Linked DNA regions of Homo sapiens: region 1 is linked to region 2. Evidence: read pairs that join two places in POLR2A ChIA-PET (ENCODE). Cell type or tissue: GM12878. All regions are shown on one strand. Links, peaks and the distances in the headings refer to the core of each region. The heading gives the core; the rest is flanking DNA. Region 1 has its middle 24 kb from the start of USPL1. Region 2 has its middle 63 kb from the start of HMGB1.

Region 1 (8,344 bases), core at 259-8,258, 65 kb after region 2:
GTGAAGTAGATGGGTTGAAGAAATATTTAGGAGGTGAAATTTCAAAAGTGTACAGTCAGAAGAGAAGACATATATGGAAACCTAAATTTTCACACAGTAAAGTGTCAATAATAAAGGCATAATGCCAAAATGACAGAGGCTGTGCATGGTGGCTCATGCCTGTAATCCCAGCACTCTGGGAGGCTGAGGCAGGAAGATCACTTGAGCCCAGGAGTTTGACACCAACCTGGCCAACACAGCGAAACCCCATCTCTACTAAAAATACAAAAAATTAGCTGGTAATGGTGGTACACACCTGTAATCCCAGCTACTCAGGAGGCTGAGGCATTAGAGTCACTTGAACCTGGGAGGCAGAGGTTGCCATGAGCCAAGATTGTGCCACTGCACTCTAGCCTGGGCAACAGAGTGAGACTCTGTCTCAAAAAAAAAAAAAGGAAGACTCGAGGGCTAGAACCCTGAAATTGGGAATGAACAGGACTGGCTGAAAATGTTTCTTGCACCTGATAAAAATCTTGAAGAAGAATGCTTTAAATAGATAAGAAAGGAGAGAGAGAGGTGGGCAGTGAGAGGAGACCACCCTAAGTAATCAGAGATTACTTACGTTGGTTACTCAGGCTGGTCTCTGAATCTGATTATAAATGAAATAGAGATTACTTAAAACAAAGGGCTGTAAGGTAGCACTGTCCAGCAGCACTTTCTATGATGGAAATCTTCTATATCTGCACTGTCCAATAAGGTGTAGCTGCTAGCACATGTGGCCACTGAGTACTTAGAATATAGCTACGACAACCGAGAGGCTGAATTTTAAATTTAATTTAATGAATTCAAACAAATTTATTTTTAATACAGCACTTTAAATTTTATTTTTAAATTTTAATCTATTATTTATTTAGAGACTGGGTTATGAGACTGGCTAATTTTTGTATTTTTGGTAGAGACGGCGTTTCACCATGTTGCCCAAGTTAGTCTCAAACTCCCGGGCTCAAGTGATCCACCTGCCTTGGCCTCCCCGCAAAGTGCTGAGAATACAGGTGTGAGTCACCACGCCCGGCCTAAACTTAAATTTAAATAGCCACGTGCGGGTAGTGGCTACCATACTGCACATGCAACTGTAAGATGTAGAAGTCAGATGTGAGCAAAGAAATGACAAGCCGTTCAATGCTGTTAGAGAATGAAATTCAAGGTTCCAATGATCTGAACTTGTGTCCCCTCAAATTCGTATGTTGAAATCTTAATCCTCAATGCAACAGTATTAAGAATTTGGGGCTTTAGGAGGTAATTTGGTTTTGAGGGTGGAGCCCTCATGAATAGGATGAGCACCTGAGGTAGCCTCTTTGACCCTTCCACCATGTGAGGACACACCACGAAGGCACCATGTTGGAAGCAGAGAGTGAGCACTCCCAAGACACTGAATCTGCCACATCTTGATTTTGGGCTTCTCAGCCTACAGAACTGTGAGCAATAAATATCTGCTGTTTATAAATTATCCAGTGTAAAGTATTTTGTTATAGCAGCCTGAATAGACTAAGACAAAGGTGGACTAAGGCAGGATAACAGGTTAGAAAAGGAGGCAGGGCCTTTTTTTTTTTTTTTTTTTTTTTGAGACAAAGCCTCACTCTCACCCAGGCTGGAGTGCAATGGCATGATCTTGGCTCACTGCAACCTCCACCTCCAGGGTTCAAGCAATTCTCCTGTCTCAGCCTCCCAAGTAGCTGGGATTACAGGTGTGCACCATCACACCCAGCTAATCTTTTGTATTTTTAGTAGAGACGGGGTTTCACTATGTTGGCCAGGCTAGTCTTGAACTCTTGACCTTAAATGATCCACCCGCCTCGGCCTCCCAAAGTGCTGGGATTACAGGTGTGAACCATCGCGCCTGGCCGAGGCACAGTGTTTTTACAGAGAAGCCTGTTTAAGGTTTAATCATATAAAATGTATGATATCCAGTAAGTTTTGATATAAAAAAGAAACACCTGGCGATTTTATATAATATATTGTGCTAAGGAATTTTAAGCACTCTACATTCTGCTCTCTAAGCTCTGTAAAGAGCACCAGGGATTTTTTTTTTTTTTTTCTTTTTGAACAGGGTCTTGCTCTGTCAGCCAGGCTGGAGTGCAGTGGCACAATCTTGGCTCACTGCAACCTCTGCCTCTCGGGCTCAGCGATTCTCCCACCTCAGCCTCCTGAGTGGTTGGGACCACAGGCGCATGCCACTACATCTGGCTAATTTTTTGTAGAGATGGGGTTTTGCCATGTTGCCCAGGCTGGTCTTTAACTCCTGGGCTCAAGCGATCCTCCCACCTTGGCCTACCACGCATGCCTGGCCACAACAGGGATTTTTAAATGTAAGACTACCTAGTCAACTCTTATTCTATATTAACAATATAGACAAGAAATAACCTCTAAGTAATCTCTATTTCATTTATAATCAGATTCAGAGGTTCTCTTATGCTTTACAATATTGTCCTACTGTGGGTAGCGCAATAACTAAGGTAATCTGAAAGACCAGTTATATTATATACTATAGTTAAATGCATTTCAACTGCATGGGAGAAAGCAACTGTGTTCTTTCCTCTCAATTTTAACAGAAGGAAAATTGTCAAAATTAGCTTATTTAGAATGTCCTATCAGAGAATTATTTTGATTAAAATATATTTTTAATCAATAAAATATTTCTCTTTGGTCAATACTTGTCAATATAGAATAATATCTAGCCACAAAATTAAAAAAAAAACATTTTCCCCTATATTACATTCATGGATCTTCTTGAATTTCTGTTATCTAGGTGCTTTTAAAAGTCATATTTCTGATAATATGAAATCACAGCTCCTTTTCTTTGGCATATTTAGTTACTGTATTAAGAAAATGTACAACACATAATTTAGAATGGGTAATTATTATATTCTCTTTATTCTTATATTGAAAATGACATGAAAATTACCAGTCTTCCCAGGTAATATAATTTAAGTTAAAGAACATCTACATACTACAACCAATACCCATTCCCCTATGTTATGTTTGGAAAAACATAGAAGTATCTTTAGTAGTACTCTTAGAAATTATCCCAGGTTCAGCATATTGGTATTTTATTTCCAGGTTTAAGTTACAGTATTTTGGGCACCCCAAGTTTAATAAACTATTCCCTGCAGAAACCTGACAAGTGAAGTTGTGGCTGGGAATATGTTAGTCTTCAGATAAAATGAATTGTTTAAGAATTTGCTAAAGATCTCAAAGCATCTTTCTTAAATCTAAAGAAAGTCAGGAACAAAGCCACAACCAGGACCATAGCATCAGAAGATGGAAAGTTGCTTTGTCTTCAAACTTAAAAAACATTTTCCATTTTAAAATAATTTTACTATTTACCTGTGATACTGTTGAAAATTATGAAAAAACAGATAATTTAAAATTTAGTGCTTTTTTTTAAAAAAAAAAAAAAAGCGAATCCCTGGGACACTTCATATAGTGCAAAACAACAATTCAAGAATTCAAGCATTGAAAGAAATAATCTCTTATCCCCCAGTCTCTGAAAGGGATTGCCTTTACTACTGTTCCCATCTTTATGTCCATATGTACCTAAGGCTTATCTCCCACTTACAAGTGAGAAACTATTCAGTATGGCTTAGTCATTTTTAATGCAAGAGAATAGGTAAAAATGCCAAGCACCAGCCAGAGTTTTTTCTTTGCAGATAGATGTGACTCTTACAGGAGCAGCAGGGATTTCCCACTTTGGGCGGAAAGCAGCATTTAGGTATTCCCCCTCCAGTGCAGTTACAGACCACCCCCCCGTAGAAGCTGCTCCTGTCCTCTGTGGCATGTCAGCCTCTGATTATCTTTTAATAAACAATATGGCATATTAAGTCTCTTTTATGCCCTTCTTTGTATTCCCAGGTACCACCTCCATGTCAGGATAACAAGAATTTGGTAATGTTTGTTGAATAAATTTAGCAGAAGTTGAAAGAAAAATCCTGTTTCTACAGAAAGATACCACTGGCTTTTGGGGAGCCCGAGTTCATGATGAAACTAAAGAAAGCCACAAAAGTTCACCTCAATGCCAAGACATTTCTTGATTTTTGAAAACCCAGTTGTCGAACCACCCATCTATAGAAACTTGAAAGACTAAAAACTATCTTACTCTAAACATTTTCTAGGAAGTTGATTCTACAACACATTTTGGTTTTCCAATTTGGCTTCTAATAATTATTTCAAAGTTTCTGTGGCCTAAATTTTGTTTTACATTGATCCTTTGAATGGACTACTGTTTCCACATTTTAGAACATTTAAAAAGATATCTACAACCCGAGTCTAATCATAAAAAAAATCAGACAGATCCAAAATGTGGAACATTCCACTAAAAAAGGAGTGGGGAGAGGTCTTTATTCTTCCAAAAATATCAATGCCATAAAAGACAAAGACGGCTATGGAAATGTTACAGATTGAAGGAGACTAAAGTTAAATGCAAGAAAGGAAAAAATGGCATATAGGACAGTATTGAATTGACTGACAAAACTGGATTACAATAGTAGAGTATCAATGTTAAACTTGCTGAAGTTGCTAACTGTATTTCTTAGGAATTATTCACCTAAGAATTTAGGCACACAGATATGATGTATGTAAGTTACCCTTAAATGGCTTAGAAAAAAATGTGTGTATATTCATTTACATACGTATCTACACACACGTGTATTAGCGGAAGAGAGCAAGGCACACATGTGCATAAGTGATAAAGCAAATGAGATGAAATCTTTATTTTTAAATTTAATTTTGTAAGTTTCAGCTTTTTAAAATTTTAGATTCCGGGGATACACGTGCAGTTATTACTTGGGTATATTGTGTGAAGCTGAGGTTTGGACCTCTAATGTTCCTGTTGCCACAACAGTGAACACAGTACCCAGCACGCAGTTTTTCAGCCCTTGCCCCCTCCCTCCCGCTCTCCCTCCTTGCTTTTGGAGTTCCCAGTGTCTACTGTTCCCATCTTTATGTCCATGTGTACCCAAGACTTATCTCCCACTTACAAGTGAGAGCATGCAGTATTTAGTTTTCTTGTTCTGCGTTAGTTCCGTTAGGATAATTGCCTCCAGTTACATTCATGTCACTGCAAAGGATTTGATTTCATTCTTTTTAATGGCTGTGTAGTATTCCATGTTGTATAGGTAACACATTTTCTTTATCCACTCATCAATTAATGGGCACTTACATTGATTTCATGTGTTTGCTATTGTGAACGGTGCTGCAATGAACATCTGAGCGCAGGTGTCTTTCTGGCAGAATGATTTATTTTCCTGTGGGTATATACCCAGTAATGGGATTGCTAGCTCAGATAAGTATTTCTATTTTTAGTTGCTCTCCACAGGGGTAGAACTAATTTGCATTCCCACCAACGGCGTGTAAGTGTTCCCTTTTCTCCACGGCCTCGCCAACATACGTTCTTTTCTGATTTTTAATAGTAGCCATTTTGAACTGGTAAGAGATGGTGTCTCATTGTAGTTTGGCTTTGCATCCAAATGAGACAAAATCTTAATGACAGGTGAATCTAGGTAAAAGGCATACAGACGTTCTTTGTGTTGTTTTTTTAACTTACATTTGAAGTTATTTTCAAATGAAAAATAAAAGCAAGCAAAAAAAGGTCATTCTTCATCTAGTAAACTCTTCAAAGATTACCACCCCCTTCAACAGTTTTTCCTGGTTCTAGTGAGTCTTCTCCCATTTGTTTAGATCTTTGTTGAAATGTAGTCTCAGATAAAAAATTGTATTTTTATTTCTTTTACATATTTCAAACAATCTAAATTCTTTTTAAATGAAACTCATTAAAAATACTGCATTTGTTTCTAAATAAAATGGTAGAGGTAATTTGCACCTTTCCAAACAGAAGCAATAGGAGCAACCCAGATGTTCTAGCCACGATCCAAGTCAACCACATTCAATCTAAGAAGTAATTGAAGGCTGTAACGACTTCTGTAAGGCCTACAAAAATGAGTTCAGACACAAGCTCTGCTCAGTAAAAATCTAGTGGCAGATGATATATACAATGATCTGAGAAAAAGGCAGAATCAACAAAGGTTGTATTTTTATCTATTGCTGCGTAGCATATTTCCTTAACTTTAGTAGCTTGAAACAATAAACATTTATTATTTCATAAAGTTTCTGTGGTCAGAAATCCAGGAGCAGCTTAACTGGGTGGATCTGGCTCAGCTGTAGACAAGATGTCGGCTGGGACGGCCATCCTTTGAGGGCTCTGAGGGCTTTGAGGGCTGCACGATCCAATTGCAAGGTGGCTCACTCACATACTAGGCAAGTTACTGCTGGGTGCTGGGAGGAGACCTTAGTTTCTTATCACATGGACCTCTCCACAGGGCTGCTGGAATGTCCTCATGACCTTCCCCATAGTGAGTATTCCAAGACAGGAAAGTGGAAGCCACAATGTCTTTCATGACCTAGCCTCAAAAGTGACATACTGTCATTTACACAATATTCTACTGGCTGTACAAGTTAATCCTATTTAGTCTGGGAGGGGACTGCATAAGGGCATGAGTAACAAGAGGCAAGAATCCTTGGGGGCCATCTTGGAAGCTGGCTACACAGAAGAGAAAACACCAGGGGAGTGCGAAGAAGGTGCAATTAAACTCAATTCCTTGGTATGCCAATGGTAAGAAATATTAGGTGATCTCTGGGGTGTAACCTTTTTAATTTAGTTCTTCACTGAATAATCTGGCCAGTAATTGTAATACAAAATACGGCACTCTGACAATATTCTCTCCCTTTATAATCAATTACACACCAGAATATATATAAAGAAAGACTTACAAAGTCACAAGTAATTGTTTGGTATTATTTTTATAATCACATACTAGGGCCCTACAATTAGCATTCACAAACATCACTCCATGTTGGCCAGATAAGTCTGTCTTTATAGTGGTTTACCATACGCGCCTTAGCATGAAGTTACATGTGGTTTCCTTAGCCATCAGATGCTCCAAATGCAAAAAATGTCTCACCACAGTCACAGAATCATGGAATCCTAAAGTTACCTGGGGTTTCTGAAAATCTCATGGGAACAACTCACGAGAATTAAGGCTTAAGAAAGTGATTTATCAAAGAACAAAACCAGCAAGACTTGAGTTTAGAACTCGCAGCAGAGTTGTGACTAGAACCTGTTGAAATAGGCAATGTAGAAACCCAGACTAAGGCACATTCTCTACAACTTTACTATGCAAGTATGCTTAGATACTCCTTAGCAAACAGCAGGCCTTGAGTAAATTCTTTCAGAACTGAATACACAAAGGATACAGAACGGAATACACTAACAATAGTGCATGATGTGCTCATTTCTGTAATAGAAATGAATTAATTCTGATCCATCTATAATTTATTATTGCTCCATGATTAACGGAAGGCATAGGAAAGATGACTGGAATAGTGTAACTAGTACAAACAAGTATTACACTTGACTGAACCTCATTACACTGCAATTGCATATTATATAGTATGTAGGTGAACAAATACTGGGTTAGTCAGTGGACCTACATTTGAATACTGGTTCTGCTCCTAGACAGCTGTATGATTTGAATGACTTCTTTATACTTTCATAGTTTCTCTGTTCTTCTCTGTAAAACAAAGGCTTAGAAGATATTATGGGTTAGATTATGCCCCTTACAAAAGATGCTGAAGTCCTAAACTACAATACCTGTGAATGTGACTTTATTTGGAAATAGGGTCTTTGCAAGTGATAAAGAAGAGGTCATGGAGTGACCTAATCCAATACGACCAGTGTCCTTATAAAAAAAAGGAAATTTGGATACAGATACACACAAACAAGGAGAATATCAAATGAACATGAAGGCAGAGACCGGGGCGGTACATCTACAAGCCAAGGGACACCAAAGATTTTCAGCAAATCACCAGAAGTTAGGAAGAGTCATGGGACAGGTTCTCACAGTCCTCAGAAGAAACCCACCATGTCAATACATCATTTTGGACTTCTAGTCTTCAGAACCGTAAGAAAATAAATTTTTGTTGTTCAAGCTACCCAATTTGTGGTACTTTGTTACAGCAGTCCTAGCAAACTAATACAAATGAGCTCTTAACACTGGTCTAAAATAGGATAATCCTATGAAATGCTACAAATGTTTGGGAAGATTTCTCATACTCAACTGTTTACAGTATACCACAAGCCTGTCAGTTGAAGATACAAACAGACCCTCTATAATCCTCTATACTTATATGCAAGGAACAGCACACTTTTTCTGCAAAAGGTCAGATAGTAAACATTTTAGGCTTTGTGGGCCAAACAAGGTTTCTGTTACATTTTTTTTTTATAACTCCTTAAAAATGTAAAAATCACCCTCAT
Region 2 (8,344 bases), core at 221-8,220:
TATATTAAAAAAAAAAAAAAAAAAAAGAAAAAAAAGAAGAACTGCCTGAGACTGGGTGGAAAGAGGTTTAATCGACTCACAGTTGAGCACGGCTAGGAAGACTTCAGGAAACTTACAATCGTGGTGGACGGTGAAGGGGAAGCAAGGCACCTTCTTTACAAGGCGGCAGGAGAGGGAATGAATGCAGGAGGAACTACCAAACACTTATAAAACCACCATCAGGTGCCTGTAATCCCAGCTACTTGGGAGGCTGAGGCAGGAGAATCATTTGAACCCAGGAGGCAGAGGTTGCAGTGAACCAAGATCGTGCCATTGCACTCCAGCCTGGGTGACAAGAGCAAGACTCTGTCTCAAAAATAAAATAAAATAAATAATAATAATAATAATAATAATAATTTGGTGAAATTCTTCAACAGACTTGGCTAACTGAAACTGGTATATGAAGTTACCAATATTTATGTCTGTAACCATCTGCAGTTTATACACTTGAAAAGATATATAAAGATTTGGTCACATTGTATTTCACCACAGGCCCCTCCTAAGATTTATTTCTTAATTGGAACCTTGCCTGTGGTTATATATGCGTTGTTTTTTTATCACATAGTAGATATCCAACAAATAAGTATTAAACAAACAAATACATTCTTATTTGTAGGCCAGACAGAACAAATCGGCATAGTAAAATGGTTACAAATATGGCTTTGAAGTCTAACAGGATTGAGTTTAAATCCGAACTCTGCTAACTATTAAAATAATAGAAGTTTCTTAATCTCTCTAAGCTCAGACTCCATGTATAAAATGGCAAAAATAAGAATAGAAACCTCAGAGAGTAGGTGGAAGAACTGGATGATCATTGAAAGCATCTGATCATTTAAAGATAAATGATCATTCAGCACAGTGCTTTGACATTGTATGTTCCTGATAAATGACAGGTGTAATTTTGTTGTCATCACCATTGTTGTTATTTAGAAATGGCCTTTAGGGATGCACAAAATATTGCAGCAAAATGTCTCAGTATTCTTGTTCTTTGGCGTACTCCCAACCCCCACTGGTTTTTGTGACATCAGATGTGAACCACAGCAAAGGAAGAGATGAAAGAATAAAGTATCTCTCAAGACAGACTCAAAGATCCTTGACAGTAGGGCTCTGTCCTATGACTCTTTAGCCCAGTTGTTTTGCACATGGAGGTACTCACTAAATGTTTTTGATAACAAGAATATTGAGGTTCTTAATTATGTAAAAAAATTCAACATACTTAAAAGCTACTAAATGGCAAACTAATAACTTTTTGCAAAAGGAAACTAATACTTTGTTGAAAATTCTTATAAAACAAGTTGTATTTCATAAGATTGCACAGAAACAAAATATTAAACTCCATTATTAACATAAAAAAAAAAACCATCAGGTCTCACGGGAACTCACTCGCTACCATAAGAACAGCATGGGGAAATGGCCCCTGTGATTCAATTACCTCCATCTGGTCTCTCCCTTGACAGGTGGGGATTACAATTCAAGATGAGATTGTGGGGGGACACAAAGCCTAACCATATAATGGGGGTTTCGTCATGTTGCCCAGGCTGGTCTGGAGCTTCTGAGCTCAAGCGATCTGTCCGCTTTGGCCTCCCAAAGTGTTGGGATTATAGGCATGAGCCACTGTGCTCAGCCTGGCAATTTTTTTTAAAATTGGAAGGCAATATGCAACATTAAATAACCCACATCTAACAACTTTTATTTCTTTTTTTTGAGACAGGGTCTTGCTCTGATGCCCAGGCTGGAAGGCAGTAGCATGATATTGGCTCAATGCAACCACCACCTTCCAGGTTCAAGTGATTCTCACGCCTCAGTCTCCTGAGTAGCTGGGATTACAGGCATGCACCACCATGTCTGGCTCATTTTTCTATTTTTAGTAGAGATGGGGTTTCACCATGTTGGCCAGGCTGGTCTCAAACTCCTGACCTCAAGTGATGCGCCTGCCTCGGCCTCCCAAAGTGCTGGGTTTATAGGCGCAAGCCACTACGCCTGGCCCAAACACATATTATATACCACAGACTTGTGAATTATTCATTATTTCTCTAACTCTATGAGATTGTATTTTTTATTCCCATTTTGCAGATGATAAATGAAGGCTGAGAGACATTAAGACAGAGAACAGTGAGACTGGTTCTGCCTGCATATCATTTCACCTCTGAGTCTGAGATTCTTCATCCAGAGAGATCTGCAACCTCACCAGATAACCTAAAAAAAATTAAAATCAAATTGCTATAATCACAGTGCCTGCCTCATAGGGCTATTGGGACATGACGTCTACGAGGAACCTGACAGTGCTTGGCACACAGCAAGACCTTGATATGGGGAGACAGCAAGCCTGCCACCACGAGCCCTAGCTCCACCATCACTAAATGACTTGTCCCAAGACAACCAGAAAGGGGCCTCTGCCCTCTGTCGCCAAAGCTCCTCTCCATACCACAGAGCCTTCCTGTGAGAGAGTCTGTGTGTCTTTATTTCTCTTGCTGTTATCCACAAGTGTTCTAATGATTTAGCAGCACTTGGCACTGTTTTGTCTCAGATCACAATCAGCCTGAGGTCCGTGCTCCATTAGGAATGTCTGCTCATTCCTAACCGCAGTGTTTTCCACACATCCTTCTGATGGCCTTTGGCTTTACATCCTGCAGCTACGCAGGCTCCTTGGCCAGGAGGAGCCCGGAGGGGCCGAGCCCGCCTTTTAACAAGTAGCATGGGTCATTCCCCGCTAGAGGCTCAAGAGTCCTCACAGAGCAGGGGCCGCAGCGGCTGTGCATCCGGTGCTGAACCTTCTCTCTCCAGGGAGGCGGGCGAGAAAGCTGAGAAGGAGCAGTGATCTCAAAAATGGAATGGGACCTGCCTGGGAAGGCAGTTGCTGGGCCTAGGACTTAGGTCCGTAGTCTGTTTGCCAGAACTGAAACTTCAGTTGTAAGAAACTTCAGGGAGAAGCTGGCCTGTCAGCTCACCAAGGAAGGAACCTCTCGGGATGGTGGGCCCCCTGACCTTTGTCCCCACCCTGAGACTGCCATGTAGCTCGGTGAGTAACGCCTGAGTTGGGGTGGTAGCTCCTACCTCTGAGCCTCTTCCCACCTTCCTCAGATGTCGGTGGTCCACAGTGGCTGGGGACTTGCTTCTATGAATGACATATGATTGCCTGTGTCTATGCCACCACTTCCCCTGAGAAAGTGGGCTGTCACTTCCTCAGGGTCAGCATCACCACGACATCCAGCACTGCCCTTAACTGCAGAAACAGAAGGCGCCGATACAGTGTGACACAAAAAGAGATGGAGAGGAGATGGGCAAGCTCACCTTTACTCAGCCCTGACCCCACACCCAGCCCTATGCTGTGCTGAAGTTATTATTCATAAATGTCCACAAGACTCCAAAGGAGTCTTATTCCTGCTCCCAGAGAAGGGAATCAAAGCTTAAAAATAACCTTCCCAAGGTCATATAGCCAAATGTTTAGTGAAGTCAAGGTTCAAAGTCAAACTCTGAAAGATGTGTGCTCTTCCCCCCATAGTAGAATGCCTTCCATAGCCCCCTAATCTATACCCTCCTGCTGCCCTGTCTCTTTTAAAATTGAAATTTTAAAAAGGCAAACCAGGTGTTATTTCAAAATTTTATTTAAAGTTGAGAACAACTGTTTGAAGAGAGCTGTCAGTGGATTTATGCACTCTGGTGAACCTAAATTGGAAAAAGCAGGCACTTTTACAGCAGCGCATCCTCATGCGGTCTTAACAACCTGACCCAGAGCAGGGAACTCGGTGTGCTGCAGCGCCAGTGACCAGGCAACCCGTCTCCTGGGCTGTTTTCTACGTACAGGTTTTGACTCAGGGCTCCCATCGCCAGCAAAATGTAAATATGAAATGTCTTTTTTCAGGTGGGGAATGAGGTGCAGTGATCTTGAGCCATTTACCTTCTTTCATGGCCAACCACAACCAACTGGGACCATCAGAGGGATGGGATGAAGGAGATTTGTACCATTCAGAAGGGATAACTGAAGGGGTTCCCAGCCCAGGGCCCTTCCCTTTTGAGGAACAGAAAGATCACTACTGTGGTGGGGGGAGGGTGAGATCATATTAACCCATAAAAGGACTACCGTATTGCGCTCCCTTGCTTTTGACTGAGTTTACACAAACTTGTGAGGTCACGTTTGTTGCCTCTGGTTGACCAGACGCCCGCATATGCAGTTATATACATATTTGCTTAATTTTCTAAAAAGAGAAACAATGAGTTAGTTGTGTATGCTGTGTGTTTGGAAGATAACATCTCAAGGCATGACATCCATAGAGAACAGCTGATAAGTTAAAAACGGAGAACTACTGGGATGTGGAAGCTGCGAAAGAATCAGGGGAAACATCCTCAACTGAAGTTTGCATAAGATTGAATTTTGGGGCCGGGCGCGGTGGCTCACTCCTGTAATCCCAGCACTTTGGGAGACCGAGGTGGGCTGATCACGAGGTCAGGAGATCGAGACCATCCTGGCTAACACGGTGAAACCCCGTCTCTACTAAAAACACAAAAAAATTAGCCAGGCGTGGTGGCGGGCGCCTCTAGTCCCAGCTCCTTGGTAGGCTGAGGCAGGAGAATGGTGTGAACCCGGGAGGCGGAGCTTGCAGTGAGCCGAGATCGCGCCACTGCACTCCAGCCTGGGCGACAGGGCGAGACTGCGTCTCAAAAAAAAAAAAAAAAAAAAAAAAAAAAAGATTGAATTTTGGATGTCTTGGGTAGTCAGAAAGAATCACATCCTTTATAATTCGGTATTTCTGGATGGTGAAATGAAGAAAGCAGTAAAGACATCCTAAATGATGGAAAAGGCAATGGTGTCTGTGAGTTTCTTTACCCACATCTCCATCACAATGTGACCCTGCACAGTCTCTCTGCGTGCCCCCTTTAGGGACATTACCTGCTCAGAGAGGTTTCACATCTGCCAAGGCCACTCATTCTGAAAGGGAGAAATAATGTGTATTGGAACAAACTTTATCATTGACTTATGCTGGGTCACGGATGTCCTATGAACCAAGGACAACTAATGAGGCAAGAAGTAACTGAGCTATCACCAAAAAGCTGTTTGCAAAGTTATCTGAACATTCTTCCTACATTTAAGGCCCTGTCCACATTTTGCCACATTTTAAAGTTTCTTTATAGTTGTTTGAAACATGACCATTTCAAACTATGATTTTGAAATGAAGTTCCATGAAATCCCTTAGGCATACGAGGCACTGCTGGGTGATGAACGCAAACTTGATTCACTTGTATTGGCTCCTCCAGATGCTGAGTCATTATGATGCCAGATTTCAGTGAGAAAAAGCACATAGAGAATATTGGACACGATTTCTATCGTTGTGAACAAAGGTGAATAGATAGATGGCCCATTTCAGCCAGGCGGATTCAGGGATGCTGAAACAGCAGCCATACAGCTAACAGATTTCTATGCAAAAAAATATGCCACTATCCAATCTGTCTCCCACACACATCTTCTCTCTCTGCTTTTCCTCAACATTCTATCCAGGACCACGTTTCTAAGCATATTATTTCCCTGCCACCATCTAACCAAACTCTAGGCCAGACTTCCAATTGGATTTGCAGAATGTGCATAACATTTCCAAATGGATGGTGGCAATAAAGAAATGATGTCTTCAGTCTGATGAAAAAAATTCAAATTCAACAATGACACCCATTATTTCACATACTGAATTACCAAAGATTTAAAAATAATAACAAATAAAAGCAATAATAAGACAATAATATATAATACACAATACAGTTGAGCATCCCTCATCTGAAAACCCAAAATCCAAAATTTTCTAAAATTTCTAAAACACCTGACTTCTTGTGATGGGTCACAAAAATTACTAAGAATGTTGCATAAAATTACCTTCAGGCTACCTGTATAGAGTGTATATGAAACATCAATGAATTTCATGTTTAGATTTGGGTCCCATGCCCACGATATCTCATTATGTATATGCAAATATTCCAAAATCCTAAAATATCTGAAGTCTGAAACATGTCTGGTCCTGAGCATTTTGTGTAAAGAATACTCAACTTGTGCAGGTAAAAGTGTGTAGGGGAAAAGGAACTCATACATGTACTGCTGGGAATGTAAGTCAGTGCAACATGATAACAATTATCCACATGGATACCCTTTGACCAATACTAGTTCCCCTGTAGGAATTTATCTTACAGATCTGCTCACTGAAGTGTGCAAATATATAGGTAAAAGTATTTTTGTAGCTCTGCTAACAATAGTGAAAATTCTGTCAATAAGGGAATGGTGAAATAAATTACATCTACAAAGTAGAATATTATGCAGTTCTTAAAAAAGACATAGTATATATAAATCTCTGTTGTGGAAAGACTTTTTTTATATGCTTCATGATCTTATTGGTGCAACAAGAACACAAATGCAAGCTGGGCATGGTGGCTCATGCCTGTAATCCTAGCACTTTGGGAGGTGGAGGCAGGCAGATTGCTTGAGCCCAGGAGTTCAAGACCAGCCTGGCCAACATAACGAAATCCTGTCTCTACAAAAAATACAAAAATTAGCTGGGTGTGGTGGCACATGTTTGTAGTCCCAGCTACTCAGAAGGCTGAGGTGAGAAGGTCACCTGAGGCCAGAAGGTCGAGGCTGCAGTGAGCTGATATTGTGCCACTGCACTCCAGACCGGGCAAGAGTGAGACCCTGTCTCAAAAGACAAATAAAAAACAAGTGCACACACACATTTGCATATGCACAGAAGCTGTGAAGACCATACACTGAACCACTGCCATCTTTGGGTAGTGGGACTGAAAGGCATGGTGAAATTGATGACTTTAAGGTTTTACTTTACTAACTGCAGATTTGTTTTTCATGTTTAGGATGAGCTTAAATTGCTACTATAATTTTAAAAATTAAAATGAATGATGGCATCCCCTGTGACAGGTGCCCCGAGCCTGCTGATTAAAGCTAATGAAAGAAAAGAGAACAAGGCCTCAACTGAAATAATGAATCTATCAAGAATAAAAAAAGAGGGTATGTATTCACACAGAAACCCTAGGCACAGTGGCTATTCATTGCTACAGGAATATTTAAAGATGTAGCGCACCCACGCTGGAAGTGGAACTCTCATAACAACCACTAACTACTCGGAACTGCTATGCTAGGTAACATATACGTGTGTGTGTGTGTGTGTGTGTGTGTGTGTGTGTGTGTGTGTGTGTGTTTTCAGCGAAATTTTTTTCCTGAATATGAAAGTCACACATGCTCATTGTAAAATATTTTACAGCTGGTGCGGTGGCTCACGCCTGTAATCCCAGCACTTTGGGAGGCCGAGGTGGGCGGATCACCTGAGGTCAGGAGTTCAAGACCAGCTTGACCAACATGGTGAAACTCTACTACTAAAAATACAAAAATTAGCTGGGCGTGGTGGTGGGCACCTGTAATCCCAACTACTCGGGAGGCTGAAGCAGGAGAATGGCTTGAACCCAGGAGGTGTAGGTTGCAGTGAGCCGAGATCTCACCATTGCACTCCAGCCTGGGCAATAGGGCAAGACTGTCTCAAAATAAATAAATAAATAATAAATAAAATAAATAATAAATAAAACATTTTACAAAACAGAAATCTAAAGTCCTTCATAATTCTACTTCCCAAAGATAGCCACGTTTATGGTATTATAGATTTCTTTATGCATGTCCATAATCTATGTATTTTTAAAAAATCAGGCCAGGCGCAGTGGCTCACACCTGTAATCCCAGCACTTTGGGAGGCCGAGGCGAGCAGATCACAAGGTAAGGAGTTCGACACCAGCCTGATCAACATGGTGAAACCCGTCTCTACTAAAAGTACAAAAATTAGCCGGCATGGTGGTGTGCACCTGTAATCCCAGCTACTCAGGAGGCTGAGGCAGGAGAATCGCTTGAACCCGGGAGGCGGAGGTTGCCGTGAGCTGAGATCTCACCACTGTACTCCAGCCTGGGCGACAGAGCAAGACTCTGTCTCAAAAAAAAAAAAAAAAAATGGGGTCAGGATTTTGCAACTTGTTTTTTTTCCACTAAGCAGTGACGCAGATATCTTTCCATATAAGTAGACCTAGGTATACTTCATTCTTTTAAATAGCTCCATAGTATTCCATTATATTGCTATGTCATAATTAAAAATAAATCAATCCTTTATTTTTTATATATGTTTTTTGAGACGGAGTCTCACTCTGTCGCCCAGGGTGGAGTGCAGTGGCGCAATCTCAGCTCACTGCAACCTCTGCCTGCCAGATTCAAGTGATTCTCCTGCCTCAACCTCCTGAGTAGCTGGGACTACAGGCATGCACCATCATGCCCAGCTAA

The links. ChIA-PET counts read pairs that join two places held together with the same protein. Peaks named below come from ENCODE experiments on the same cell type or tissue, not always from the same donor. Only the 100,000 strongest peaks of a DNase experiment are listed, where the experiment ranks them.
Region 1: POLR2A ChIA-PET joins it to region 2 with 6 read pairs; 2 of 35 experiments call an interaction of 5 or more read pairs at or near these places.

The regions. Positions count from the first base shown.
Region 1 is chr13:30,589,450-30,597,793 of GRCh38, forward strand. It overlaps a transcript of HMGB1 not described here. Among named protein-coding and RNA genes, the nearest start is that of USPL1, 24 kb to the right of the region's middle. In GM12878, for the core only: no CTCF peak of the experiment used is centred there; no DNase peak of the experiment used is centred there; H3K4me3 peaks cover 460 bases.
Region 2 is chr13:30,524,332-30,532,675 of GRCh38, forward strand. It overlaps a transcript of HMGB1 not described here. Among named protein-coding and RNA genes, the nearest start is that of HMGB1, 63 kb to the left of the region's middle. In GM12878, for the core only: no CTCF peak of the experiment used is centred there; a DNase peak (open chromatin) is centred at 4,980.